Linked DNA regions of Mus musculus: region 1 is linked to region 2. Evidence: chromatin loops called from intact Hi-C (ENCODE). Cell type or tissue: left cerebral cortex. All regions are shown on one strand. Each heading gives the region's core, and the rest is flanking DNA. Links, peaks and the distances in the headings are about the cores only.

Region 1 (6,738 bases), core at 2,181-4,680, 70 kb after region 2:
AAAAGAAAGAAAGCAAGAAAATACATATCTATTCTAATATCACAGCCTAGGACAATATTCCTTGTGGTTTGAATGAGAGTGATGCACCCCCCTCCCCACCAAACACACACACATACACATTGGCCCATATGTTAGAATACTTGGCTCCAGTGGTGGAACTCTTTGGGAAGGATTAGGAAATATGTCCTTGATGGAAGAAGTGTGTCGCTAGGGGTGGGCTTTGGGTTTTCTAAAGATTCCCATTTCTGGTGTATTTTCTCTCTGCCTCCTGCTTATAGATCAAGATGGTAACAGAACACTCAACTGTTCCTGACACCATGTCTCTGCTTGGCTATCACAGACTCCAGCCCTCAGAAACCATAAACTCAATTAAACACTTCCTTTAGCAAGTTGCCTTGGAAACGATGTGTTGTCCAGCAGTAGAAAGGTAACTAAGACACACTGACTTTGACTGGATATTAACTTTGGGTTTAAGCTTCTAGAGAATCAAAAGGATGAAATACAGTACAGGGCTACTCTAAACCTTAATTGTTGTAGTATTTTTGCTGGAACTAAATTCGGAAAGAAATTTGAGCAGTGGCTGTTACCCAAGGTGCTAACCATTACTACCCCTGCGGTTTTGTTCATGTCTGACCTTACGTTTTTTCTGGGCGAGTTCCAGTCTGCCCATCAGGTCTTAAACAACCCTTGTTCTCAGACCTAATGGAAATGTGGCTCTCATTTCACACTGGCTGGCAGTTTTCTCTTGATCACATTTTAAGGTTGTGTCATCAGAATCTTAGGATAAGTGGGTATGGACAATAATTCATGCAGAATCTGCCTGCATTTTTTTTCTGGAAAAGTAATACTGAATATATTGCCCATTGTTCATCCAAAAAGTGATGACTGGGGACCTGCTGTGCAAAGGAAGCTGTTTAAGGAGGAAATGACATGGCCAGGAGCCAGACAGATAGAGTTCTGGTTTTCACATGGCTTTTCTTTGTGAAAGAACAGACAACATATAAATTAAGTGGATTGTATGGTGTCAAGTGCTGGTCAGTTCTGGGAAGGAAATCAAGCAGGGCAAAGAGATGTGTCAGATGACTTGTCCCAGAGGCCTCCTGTGCATGGCTCAGTTTTCACCTTCCATCTTTTTATCTGGCTATGTCACCTTTTCCTTAGCAACAGAACATGGAATAAACATGACAGAACCAAATACCTTTCACCAAGTTGACCATTAAAGATGTCAGGAAGACATCCTGCCACGATTTGAAGCAGGGGTTCTTGCCAGATTGCTCGGAACTAAAATAGCCGTCTGTACCGGCTAGATCTTTTCAATGGTAAACCTAATTTTAACCTGAGCTTCTAAATTCGAGCTCTCTCTAGATTCTATTACAGGATGCAAGAGTGGCTACTAGAGTACCTCCCATCTATACAGCCCTGGTACAGGCCACAACTCCATCACTTATGTGAACTCAGTGAAAGACAATCTGGGTAATTGTGTTTGAGACTGAATTGTGATCTCCTGAGACCCCAGTCCCAGTTCATGTAATAGAAACCATCTTGTAGATGAGGCTTTTGGGAGGTGACCAGGCTTGAATGAGGTCATGGGGATGAGGTCATGGGGATGAGGTCATGAGGATGAGGTCATGGGGATGAGGTCATGGGGATGAAGTCCTCGAGTTGAGATACCAGAAAGTTTGCTCTGACTTTTCTTTCTGACCCTTGAAGACACAGCAAGAAAGCAGCCACCTAGAAGTCACAAGTGCATTCCTCAACAGAACTCTACATGGAGTAGAACTCAACATAGAAAAAGGCATACCATAAGTGCAACAACTAGCTAGTTGGACCCTGGAGCCAGACTGCCTATGTCTACATACTAGCTTCAAAAATTTCCTAGTTGGATAATGTCAGGCAGGTTACTTACCCTCTCTGAGATGGTTCTCTTCTTCCTCATCATTTATGTATGTATGTATGTATGTATGTATGTATGTATGTATGTATGTATGTATGTTGAGATGGGGGTTCTGTGTAGCCTAAGCTAACCTTAACCTCACTATGTATCTGAGAATGACCTTGAATTTTACCTAAGTGCTAGGATCACAGCCATGTACTATGTTTAGCTCTGAGATTGACCATCTTATCTATAAAATGAGGGTAATAGTAGTAAATCCCTTCCTGGGCTTTGAGAAGATTTAATTAGTTAATACATAAGTAATTCTAAGAACATTTCTAGTACATAACATTCAGTGAATACACATTATTATTTTTACAACTCCAGTTTATAGCAAGGGTATTAAGAATTTGAGATGTTAAGTTACTCGTTGAGAGGCATCCAGAGAATGGGTGACAGACTCAGAGTCTGGATCCAATCTTAGTTCAACTGGGCTCTTCCTGCTAGCACCGCCTCTGTCACCATCAGTGGTAACTATAATGATGGTACTTCAAAGATCTAGATGCCAGTAGACACAGGAAAAACGATAGAAGCATCTGTGAAGATCTTGGGTTACTCCCAGTCCCCATGTGTCAATCAGGTACTGTGACAGCAGAACAAACACAGCTAAGGGGTTTCCTGCTACCCATCATGCAATCCACACCTTTGCTTGTCTGAATCCTATCTGAAGAACTGTGAGGGAGTCATAGACACAGATGAGAGGTTCCTAGTCTCAGCGTGCAGGAGGAAAGAGTAGAAAATGCAGAAATGATCACCCAATAAAGAGTAGGAACAGCTGCTTGGGTCAGGACCCAGTCACGAGACCTGAAACAAGAGGAATTGTTAGTTGGTCCAGAGTAGTACTAGACACAAAGATTTTGGTCAAGATGCTGTAAAAGTGAACAACAGAAGTTCTCTAAAGAAAACATCACAAAGTCAAGACCTAGAGAGTGGCCTAGTGAGATAGCTCAGCCAATAAGGCACTTGCCACCAAGCACAAACCTAAGTTCAAGCCCTTGGATCCACACAGGGGGGTTGGGGGGAGGACTGACTACCACAAGTTGTTCCCCTCCATCTCCACAGTTATTTGGTACTCGTGTACCACTCTCATACATGAATGAATGAATGAATGAATGAATGAAATTAGATGCTTTTAAAAAGCTAGAGAGTGAGGGTATCTGAATGATACTCCCTGCCAAGGCACTGAAATTCAGCGAAAGTTCTGTAGCAAGTTCTTCATTAAAGATTTTGTTTTTAATTCATTTTTTTCTTTTCAATACATTTTTATTTTTGTGAGTGTGTATGTGTTTGTGTGTGTACATGTGTGTGCGCCTTCTTGTGGAGGGCAGAGGTTAACCATAGAGCTTGTGTCCCAGAAGCCATCCACCTTGATTTCATTTTGCCGCTGTTTGGTTGTGTTGTTGTTGATGTTTTATTTTGCTTTGGAGATGAGGTCGCACAATTGCGAACGGAGGCTTCCCAGAAGCTCCAGGGGCTCATTTGTCTTTGCTTTTCCAGGGCCAGGGTCACAGATGCGTGCAGCCACACCTAGCTTCTTACATGGGTGCTGAATATTGAACTCAGGCCCTCATCCTTGCCTGGCAGGCATTTTACTACCTGAGTCATCTCTCCAGCCCCCTCTGGTGTTTTTATGGGGAAAAAAAATCTAAACTTGACACCATCACACTATAGAATCCACCGTTAGCTCAGCAAGTGAATCATGCCGAACTCAGTCAGGGGATGTTAAAGTACAGCTATTTTAATGCAGTGATTTTAATATAAAGAACTGTTAACTTGATACAGTTTTTAGCTTAGTGATTGAAAGTGTAAAAGTCGATGTCATATAGACAAAACCTGTAGGAGATAGCTGCCTCGTGTTGGTGTTTCTCTGGGGAGCGGGGGGAAATAAAGAGGCTGCTTTCTGCCAGAATTGGAGAAACTGCAGACCGGATTCAGCTGCTGGGAAAAGGGGGTGGAGAGGTACCACTGGAAGGATGCCGGCAGGCGCAGGAGACACCAGGAGCAGGAGACGCGCCAGACACTAATTGTTTAGATGGTATTAGAACAGCAGACCCGAGCTCACTCCAGGCACAGTGTGGCACAAGGTGGTCCTTTCTTCCACCTCCAGTCTTGCAGCCCCTCACTAGGGCCACTTCTGCAGGTTAGCAATGGCAGTATAGATGCAAAACTGGGGTGAACATAGATGCCAGGAAGCAAATAGGAATATAGGGCACCACAAGACTGCTCAGGCTTGAGAGGAGAGATGGGCTAGAGATAGTCCTCACTAACAGCAGACAGAAAAGAGCTCACTGGTTCCTCTTGAGATGAGCCTCCAAAGATGATGTCTGTTGACCAGGTAGACATGCTCACTGAGGAGTACATCCCATGTAGGACGAGCAGTCTAGACCAAGACGTGGAAGTGGGAAGGAGTAGGGTGCATGTTGAGACTATGGAAATAATTTGACACAGTTAGACTATGAGATGCAAGAAACAGAAGATGTGAGAAGGCATAAGAACCCTGGGCTCAGCAAGGGCTAGATCATGAAGACTAACTAGTCTGTGACAATTGAACTGTTGAGCCCTATGTCCGAAGCCACAAAGAGCGGGTGGGTAGTGTGAACAAAGTTGTGTTTTTGAAGGCTTATTTCTGACCATTGTGGAGGATCACATGGGGAGGAGCAAAGGAGACCAGTTAAGAAGCTACGAGAAAGTCCCCATCGGGCAGTGGTAACCAATACTGGAAGAAATAGTGCCAGTGGGTGAGGACACAGACTGTGCAAATGCTAATGGGGTAGAAATGAGAGATATGCTCTAGTAATATTTTTATTATAAATTCCCATTGTGGGGTTGCTTCCCACCTTAGTGGTTTATGTTCCTGAATGTGAGACACACACACACACACACACACACACACACACACACACACACACACACAGCTTTTATATTCTAATTCGCCTTAAGCAGCACAATAGCAGGGGAACGGCCTAGCCTCCATGTTGCTAGAATCTGCCTCCCACAGATAATTCTGAATTACTACTTACTAATGTCTACGTTCCATCTTGGCTGCTCTGGACCCAATTAAGCAGCCCTCTGGGCCACTCTTTCTTGGCCCCAAGCCCAGGGATCTCTCCTTGCTTCCCTACCCCGTGGCGCTCTCTCTCTCTCTCTCTCTCTCTCTCTCTCTCTCTCTCTCTCTCTCTCTGTCCCTCCTCCTCCTCCTCCTCCTCCTCCTCCTCCTCCTCCTCCCTCCCTCCCTCCCTCCCTCCCTCCCTCCCTCCCTCCCTCCCTCTCCCTCCCTCCCTCCTTCTTCCAATCTCTCTATCTCCTCTCGACACATTCTCCCAAGGTAGGGCAGGTCCCTCTCTCTCCTTCCTCCTGGTCCCAAGCCCAGGAAACCTAAAACCCCACCTCTTTCTCTCCTCAGTTATTGGCTACTGGCATCTTTATGTATTAATCAGAATTAACTGGGGGGCAGGTTCCCAGAAGCTATGTGCAGACCCTCTAGTGCAAACTGTTCTTTGGGGACCCAATCAGCATTTGTAATACAAGCTGCTACAACATACAAGTCAGGTCAGGACAAAAGGGACTGTCTATGCCATGCCTGGAGTGGGCTCCTGGAGGTGCCATTCTCCAGGCATTGGCCTTTGGGTGAGGGAGAGATAAAAAGGGCTAAATGTGTGACAGGCTTTTCAGATCTTGCAAATCAGAGACAGAACATTACCTTAAAAGGCAGCTGAGTTGTCGCTGACCTCATCTTGCATGGGACCTTAGTCTTCAGATGACATCAGTCATTGCTTTTCTCAAGAGATGTGGTTCACTGTCATGATGGAAGTCATGCTGCAGGTCCAGGGAAGAGCTCTTGGATTTGTGACTCAGACAAGAGGCAGTCCTCCTTTCTCATTTCTGTTCTCTTCCTGTGGTTCACAGGGTAACGCTCAGGTACATGATGGGAAGGAATATGGCCAATGGATTGGGGGGTGGGGAACTGGCAGATGGATAGCTTTGTCCTGCACTCATGATACACTCCTTAACTAATTTCCTTCTCATCCGGAGTCCTGCCCTGAGGAGACACTCGGGAAACGCCCTTGGAAGTTGTGCTTGAAGTGAACTCAGATCTCAGAAGATGGTGTTGCTGCAGCTCACAAGTTCCTGAAGTCTGCTGATTACAGCCTGAACTTGCCTTTCTAATGAAATATTGTCTCTATTGAGAGAGCAAGCCACACACAGGTGTCACATAGAGCTTGCGTGACAGCGGGGCTGTTCTGTTTCAGAAACTCTAGAGCATCTGTCCCTCCTTAGTAATGTCTTCTTTTTACTCCTGCAAATACTTCGATTTCATGCTTTGAATGTAAAGATGAGGGGCGGGGATTTGTGAGCATGTAGGGGGTCCATGTATATCCCAGAATCAACAGAAGGCTACTTCTGCCTATTCTTCAACCCATGACTTGTGTTTACACTTCTGTACACAGCCATTCAGCATTACTCTCTCCACAAAACCCAGCGGAAACCCACTGATCTTTCCCACCCCAACTTCCCAACTTCATAGGCATCCTCTAAGCTTCTCCAACATCAGGATCACGACTCTTCAATGCTTGGGTGTCAATAGTTCTTGGGTGTCAGATTTCTGTTTGAACAATCTGTATGACAGTGTAAACCCAGGAGGTCAGGGGTCTCTTATTTACCTGTGTACTCAGCACTTATAACAACAGGCCAGTGAGACATCACTACCCACGTTCCCCTGGGTCACGTCCCAGAGTCACCATGGATAGACTTTGTGACTCATCTATGGCCTTTGTTTACACCCAGGCCTCCTAGCTCTTAAAAAT
Region 2 (6,738 bases), core at 2,857-5,356:
TACAGAGACAAAATTTGGAGCTGTGACGAAAGGATGGACCATCTAGTGATTGCCATATGCAGGGATCCATCCCATAATCAGCTTCCAAATGCTGACACCATTGCATACACTAGCAAGATTTCGCTGAAGGGACCCAGATATAGCTCTCTCTTGTGAGACTATGCCGGGGCCTAGCAAACACAGAAGTGGATGATCACAGTCAGCTATTGGATGGGTCACACGGCCCCTAATGGAGGAGCTAGAGAAATTACCCAAGGAGCTAAAGGGAACTGCAACCCTATAGGTGGAACAACAATATGAACTAACCAGTACCCGGGAGCTCTTGTCTTTAGTTGCATATGTATCAAAAGATGGCCTAGTCGGCCATCACTGCAAAGAGAGGCCCATTGGACTTGCAAACTTTATATGCCCCAGTACAGGGGAACGCCAGGGCCAAAAAGGGGGAGTGGGTGGGTAGGGGATTGGGGGAGAGAGTATGGGGGACCTTTGGGATAGCATTGAAAATGTAAACGAGGAAAATACCTAATTAAAAACAAACAAACAAACAAACAAACAAACAAAAAACCCCTGAGCTCTTGAAGATGCCTGCTTCCAAGTCATCCCAGTCTGGGATGCTGCCTCTGTGTATAATTGTAATCCTTCTGCCACACCCACATGTTGTATCATGCATAGGAGGATATAATTATCTTTTTTACCTGGATACTTGTATAGCTAGCTACCATGTATGCTGACGTGTGCATTAAAGAACAACCGATAAGCAACATTAGCTGAGTGCCAAACTCAACTGCCTCTCGACTTCCCAGGAATTCTAAAATATACCAATATAATTGTTATTACGGTTTACATTCTAAAAATAAGAAGTCTGGGACCGGAGAGTTTAGCAGCGTTGCCCAAGAACAGTCATATCTGAGTCAGAATTTGGAATCAATTTGAAGCTCGCAGCTCTACTAGCTGCTATATTCCCTGAGCATAGAGGGGTGCAGTGCATGGTAGGTACTTAATACAGAGGGTTTTCTTTTTTAACAGTTATAAGAATGGAGAGCTGTTTACATTGCACCAGCCTGGGTGCTCTCAGAGCCTAATTTCCCCTATGGTCCAGAAGAGCAAACAAGTAAGGTTAATATATACCTCAGAACCACTCACATGTCTAACATATAGTAGATACAGGAAGCATATTAGTTTGAACCGACTTGACTTCCTCCCATGACCCATTCTGGGAACATTGTCCAAGGCTATGTTTGGATGAGAAAAGATTCATCAGGAAGAAGAGTGTGGTTTGAATGACAGGAGCCACTGACTGACCAGAGCAACTGAATGGAGAACGTTGGCTACGCTCTTCTGAGACCCACTGCAAGCCCAGATGGCTGGAGCATGCTTGCATGGGATCAGAGAGCAGCAATTTATGGAATTACTTTTCAAGTTCAGAGCCATTGAAGAAAATTGTATAAATGATAAGGTGAGAAAGACCATGGTCTCTGGGGGCAAGGGTTGGGGAAGCCACCCAGGACATCCAGAAATGGCAGCATGGAGAACAGGGTTTGGGTGGAAATGATAGGATCTACAGCTAGCCCTTACAGGAGAGCCTTGCTGAGTGGCTTGTAAAATGGCCTTTGAATTCCTCGAGGGAAAGAGCCTCCCGATAGATGGAGGAGGTGAGAAGTTCCTTGGGGTCTGCTGGGATTGAGCTGCCTGCTTCCCTCTACCAAGACAGGTCCTCAGGTCAGGCTAAGGACTCCCGGGCTCAACGGTTCATTTGTTTTCCCTCCTCTTGCCTTTGGGTTTTGCTATTCCCAAATGATGTAGGGTTTTGTTTTCCAGAGGTTCAACTATCTTCCCTTCCATGGTATTTACAGGCTCCTGTCCTGCCAGGAAAGGGTCCTCCTGTTTCTGGTGTTCAGGGGCACCGAGCAGGGTCAGCACCCAAGGGCTGGTCTTGTGTTCTACACCCACTTAGTTGGGTGAGATGTCGTGGGGTACACTTGTGACTCCATCCTCAATGTCCAAGAAGCTGCAAGTGTTTCAGTAACGATGCTTTTTTCAAAGCTGTGACATCTTTCCAAATATTGTCTGAGGTGAGAAGCAAGGGAGGAATGCACATGATCTTGTGCATGCTCCATCTATGCCAGACTGTACTAAGTTCCTAAAGTACATCAGCTCCCAGCAATCCAGTGAGCTTGCTATTGACCAAGGTTCAACTGTGGTTTACCTGGATGGTATGGAAGTGAAGGGTCAGGGTTCAACTCAAGTTCCCAGGTCCTAGTGGCCACATGAACCTCCCTGAACCCAACATGGGGTCTTTGTCTTCTCCCTTCCCACTCTTACTTTCTCTTCTCTTCTCTCCCAACCAATGATTCGTGAAGAGGAAAAAGAACTGAGACTGGTAAAGTTTTGTTCATCCTGCCTCAGATATCTTCCCTTAAAGCAGTGGTATTTTCCAGGGTACTTTCAACCCCATATAAGAATTCCATATTTAATAAATCAATTTTGTTAATTCATGCATGACTATAGTTTTGTACCATGATTTTGAGTATTTCTCACTCACAAAAACAGAAATAATAAGAAATTGACAAAACCATCGTGACTTGACTTTTAAATCAGAAAGAGCAAGCCTGAACTGAGCTGTTCTGTATAGCCAGCCTGTAACATGCTCATAAGAAACACGGAACCTTATTTTTTCCTTTCCTTTTTTTTTTTTCTTTTTGAGGTGTTTTTGTTTGGGGGTAGGGTGGGTGAACAATGATGTTCTCTTTCTTCTCCTCTGTTCTGGGCACAGAGAGAACTCTCCCTTGTGACAGGTACAGTTCTAGAACCTTCCAACCTTCCTCTAAACAGACCCACGATCACGTGGTCTCACGTGACTCTTAGCTTGACTTCCCATGTGCAGAATCGAGATGTTCCTCAGTCCTGTGGTGATGGCTGACAACTCCATCACCACTATCTCTATAGCTCCCCTCCCCAACATCCCAAGTCAAGAAGAATGAAACAGGATGCTCTGTCTTGGGAACCAAAAAGAAAGTTCTCGAACCTCCCAAATAGCAGCCCTGGGCTGCCCCCCCCCTCCAGTGGCAGTAGTCCCCAAACCACAGAGATATTTCCGTATGCGGAAAGTCTCGTTGAAACCTTTCCATTTCCCTTAGCTCTGGAACTCCTTTCTGAGTTCCTTTTCTTCCCCACTGAACTATAATAATAAAAAGAAAGCCTCACACTGAGTTTCCTTCCTGCTTTCATCACGGGGCTAAAGCAAAGTGCAGACATTTGTACCCAGCACCAGAGTTACAGGTGTGAAGGAAATGGGAGGGGGTGGATAACTTCACTCCTGCAAGGTGCCACCTGAGAACAAGCTGGGGCAGGGGGGAACAAAAACAAAACAGAAAAATAGGCGCCGGAACCTGGCAAATGTGCCTGCCTCAAGGAGCAGATGACTGGGGGATGCTGGTCTTTGATGAGTCTGCCTGGTGCTGCTCTGGCCTCAGCAGCAGCTGGGCCACCTGGGAGCTATCTGGGGTTTCCTTGAAGCCATGGTGTGTAGTGTTGTGTGCACACTGAGAATTGCTGACCTCAGGGACACTTTGTTAGTCATTATGGGTGGTTCAGTGACTAGGTAAGAAGAAAGACTACACACGGACCAAAAAATAATCACAGTCAACATTGTTCCATGGTTCTTCAATTTGGCTCCATTTTTTTTTTTGAAAGAAGTTCTCTGTTTCTGTACATGGAAAATGTATCTTCTATTGGCAGGCATGATCCCATAATATTCCAGCCGCCTTTTCTAAATAGATCTATTGCTCTGATATAGTGTTTATATTGAGGAAAGGAGCCCTTTCGTCCTGTGGCTATTTGGCCAATCACGGAAGCAAGTCACGAAGATGATTAGGAGTGTTTGTGACGATTAGGAAGGGACAGCAACTCTGCTGACCTCTAACCGTAATTGTATATCCTTCTCATCACAGTGAGGGGCGTTAGGGAGAGAGATCTGGGTATCGTCATCTTTGGACCCTTCCCATTCTCTCAAGCTCTCAGGCCCCTCCTTTAACAAATTGTGAAGCCAGATGGTTTAATGGCTAATGTGCGTCTGCACAGATCCCCAAAGGAACCCCAGTCCCTCAGAAATCTGCTTCCAAAGCGTGTTTACAGCTACCAACCCTTATATTGCCCGTGCTTTCCTCCGACTTCCTAGCCTGCATATTCTTGTGCTGGCTCCGCCCCTACCCTTCTGATTCAGAGGATTGTCACCTCAGTCCGGCCTCCTGGGCTCTTCATGTGTTCTCTCCTCTGTGGATTCGTGAATCCTGGACCATAAATGATCCATTTCTTCCTGACCCGATCTTTCCATTTCCTCTGGCCTTTCCCAGTTCCTCTTCACCATTTCCGAAGATTCTTTTCTCAGCTTTCTTGCTGTCCTCCAGGGGGCGCCATTCACTGCATTCCCCTATCATCCATGGTCACCAGTGGCCTCCAGCTCCTCCCCGCAAGGCATCTCTTAGCCTCTGCTCTTTCTGCACTAATTCAGAGGACAGGACTCTTGCTTCTACTCTGCCTGCACTCTCGGCAGGGTTGATGAGACCCAGGGACCATTTTTTTGTTTTGTTTTGTTTTTTCTGGAACACTTGCATCTTGTGCCTTGACTCCTCAGCCTCTAGACAGCTCCCCCGCCCCCACCTCAGGTTCTTGGTATGCCTTTCTTTACCTAACCCCTTCACAGCCATCACTTTATTTATAACTTATCCAGAGTTGACTTTCCCGTACAGGCAATATACAAATGCCCACGTTCTCACCAACAGATATCTAACGCTTTTAGCACCACCCTGCAGCTCATTGCTTAAATGAGTAATTACATTAGGGCCTTAGAACGGTTATCAGTTGGCGTTCCTGATCTAAGAATATTGGTTGTCGGAGCTATTTGCTCACGTGTGGGCGGTTTGAGGAGGCAAACTAGGACTGGTGAAGCTCCCAGGCCTTGGGATAATTGTCCCTGCTTCTGAAGGGACAGCAGGATGGAATGGTTGCGGGGATAGCTGGGGGCCAGCTGCCATTACCCACGAGGAACTGCGGGACCGGAGATGCAGTGTTTACAAAGGAGGGCAGCGATAATCCAAACGGCCACCTGGCAAGGCATGCAAATGAAATGAAATGAAAAAATCTCTAATAATATTAATTTACTGCCATCTGCCTAGAGCATAGTCGCAGGGCAGGGGAGACGGGGCTTCAGAGCTCGGAGACAGCTTTCCTTTCCAGTGTCTGTCTGTGTCTGTCTGGCAGTTGTAGGCGGATGGATACCAGGGTCAGGGCAATGGGGCTGACTTTGGTGCTAAATCACAAAGTGGGACAAGGTGATGAGGTTTGTACCGGATTTGTTTACAGGTTTGGCCAAACGCTGTTTTGTCTCCTTGTAAGAAGTATGGGAAATGAAACTGGTCTGAAGCAAGCATTCCCTCATGCCTGAAATGTTATTAACATTGCCGCGGAACACTTTTGTTGAAAGGTACAAATGTGTATCTTTGAGCCATTGATCTATCTCCAAGGTGAGGGGCATGTTCCCAAGGTACCAAATGTCATACGACTTTAGAGGGAGGGGCAGTTTGGTCACTACAGCTCAGACCTCTTTCCTCCTCGAGAATAAAACTGCTTTTCATTCACTACAGGTTAAATAACATAGGGCTGATAACAGATATTATATCAACCAGCCAAGTCTTTCAGGCAGGAGACACGCTGTTTCCCTCTGTGTCTAGGTGAAATGTGTTACCAAGTTTTCTTCTGGCTGGCCAGCAACCTGCGAGTGTCAACTGATGTCAGGGCACACCAACAGCATGGATCAGAGAAGGGGGAGATTAGATTGAAGGCTACTCTGCCATTTACTAACAGGGTGGTCTGGAACATGTTAGTAACCTCCCCAAGCCAGTGTTTACATTCATAAACAGTGACAATCGCAGGTCCACCAGGTCCAGGGGATACCTTTGAGGAGGTCAAATGGGTTTGAATGACCTCCGGAGTCAGAAAGAGTCGAGGTCAAAATCTCATTTTACTGAGATTTTACTGATCATGTGAGAGAGTGGCCTCCAAGCCCCTGGGTCTATAGAACAAGGAAAGCAATTGGTGGCGAGGTTTTTAGATTTTAAAAAGGTTACCTGAGGTAAAGCTCTTAGTAGGATGGCAGTGGAAAAAAATTTATGTGTGGGTCCAAAAAGCCGTGAGACTGGGGGAGCCAGTCCAGAGCAAGAATGAGGTCAAGACATGCCCAACCCCCCCCCCCCCCAAATCTTGTCCTGAGACCGGCAGGAGTAGGACTGTCTTCCTCCTCACTCTGGGCCTGCATGTCCCAGCGTGCACATGAGCCTATGACCCCCACCTCTGCCACCTTTGAGGTAGACACATAGCCTGGCGGTCACATAACAGGGTTAAGTTCCTCTCTCCCTGTAAGGAGGCCAGCAATCACCTGGCATTCCTCCCCATGCAAATGAAGCATTCATAGCACCTCAGCCCCAGCCAATGATGCACACATACCCCCAAAATTCCTACCCACTCCCCAAGGTTTATATAGCTCTTGTTACCCCCAATTGAGAGAGAGCAGTTTCACTGAAAACTGTCTCCTGGAGAGGCTATATATCCCACACTCATGCCTGCCTAGATCCTGCTAACCCACCCACCTGGCTAAGCATCATTCCTTCCAGTCCATCCAGGTGCCCTGAGGGCAGAAGCAGACTCAGGCCAGCACTCAGGATTTTGTTAGGACTGGGTATC

The links. Hi-C counts contacts between places; a loop is a spot of excess contacts. Peaks named below come from ENCODE experiments on the same cell type or tissue, not always from the same donor. Only the 100,000 strongest peaks of a DNase experiment are listed, where the experiment ranks them.
Region 1: it touches region 2 in a loop (2.2-fold over the local background); 2 of 42 quality-filtered maps call a loop at or near these places.

The regions. Positions count from the first base shown.
Region 1 is chr1:152,218,200-152,224,937 of GRCm38, reverse strand. It overlaps Gm36920 (a long non-coding RNA gene), which reads left to right. Exons shown (of 8, transcript XR_001779484.1): 7 at 279-427. Among named protein-coding and RNA genes, the nearest start is that of Gm36920, 68 kb to the left of the region's middle. In left cerebral cortex, for the core only: a CTCF peak has its summit at 3,527; DNase peaks (open chromatin) are centred at 3,598 and 3,814.
Region 2 is chr1:152,288,645-152,295,382 of GRCm38, reverse strand. It overlaps Gm36920 (a long non-coding RNA gene), which reads left to right and starts at 5,391. Exons shown (of 8, transcript XR_001779484.1): 1 at 5,391-5,482. In left cerebral cortex, for the core only: a CTCF peak has its summit at 4,408 (motif pointing right); DNase peaks (open chromatin) are centred at 4,421 and 4,812.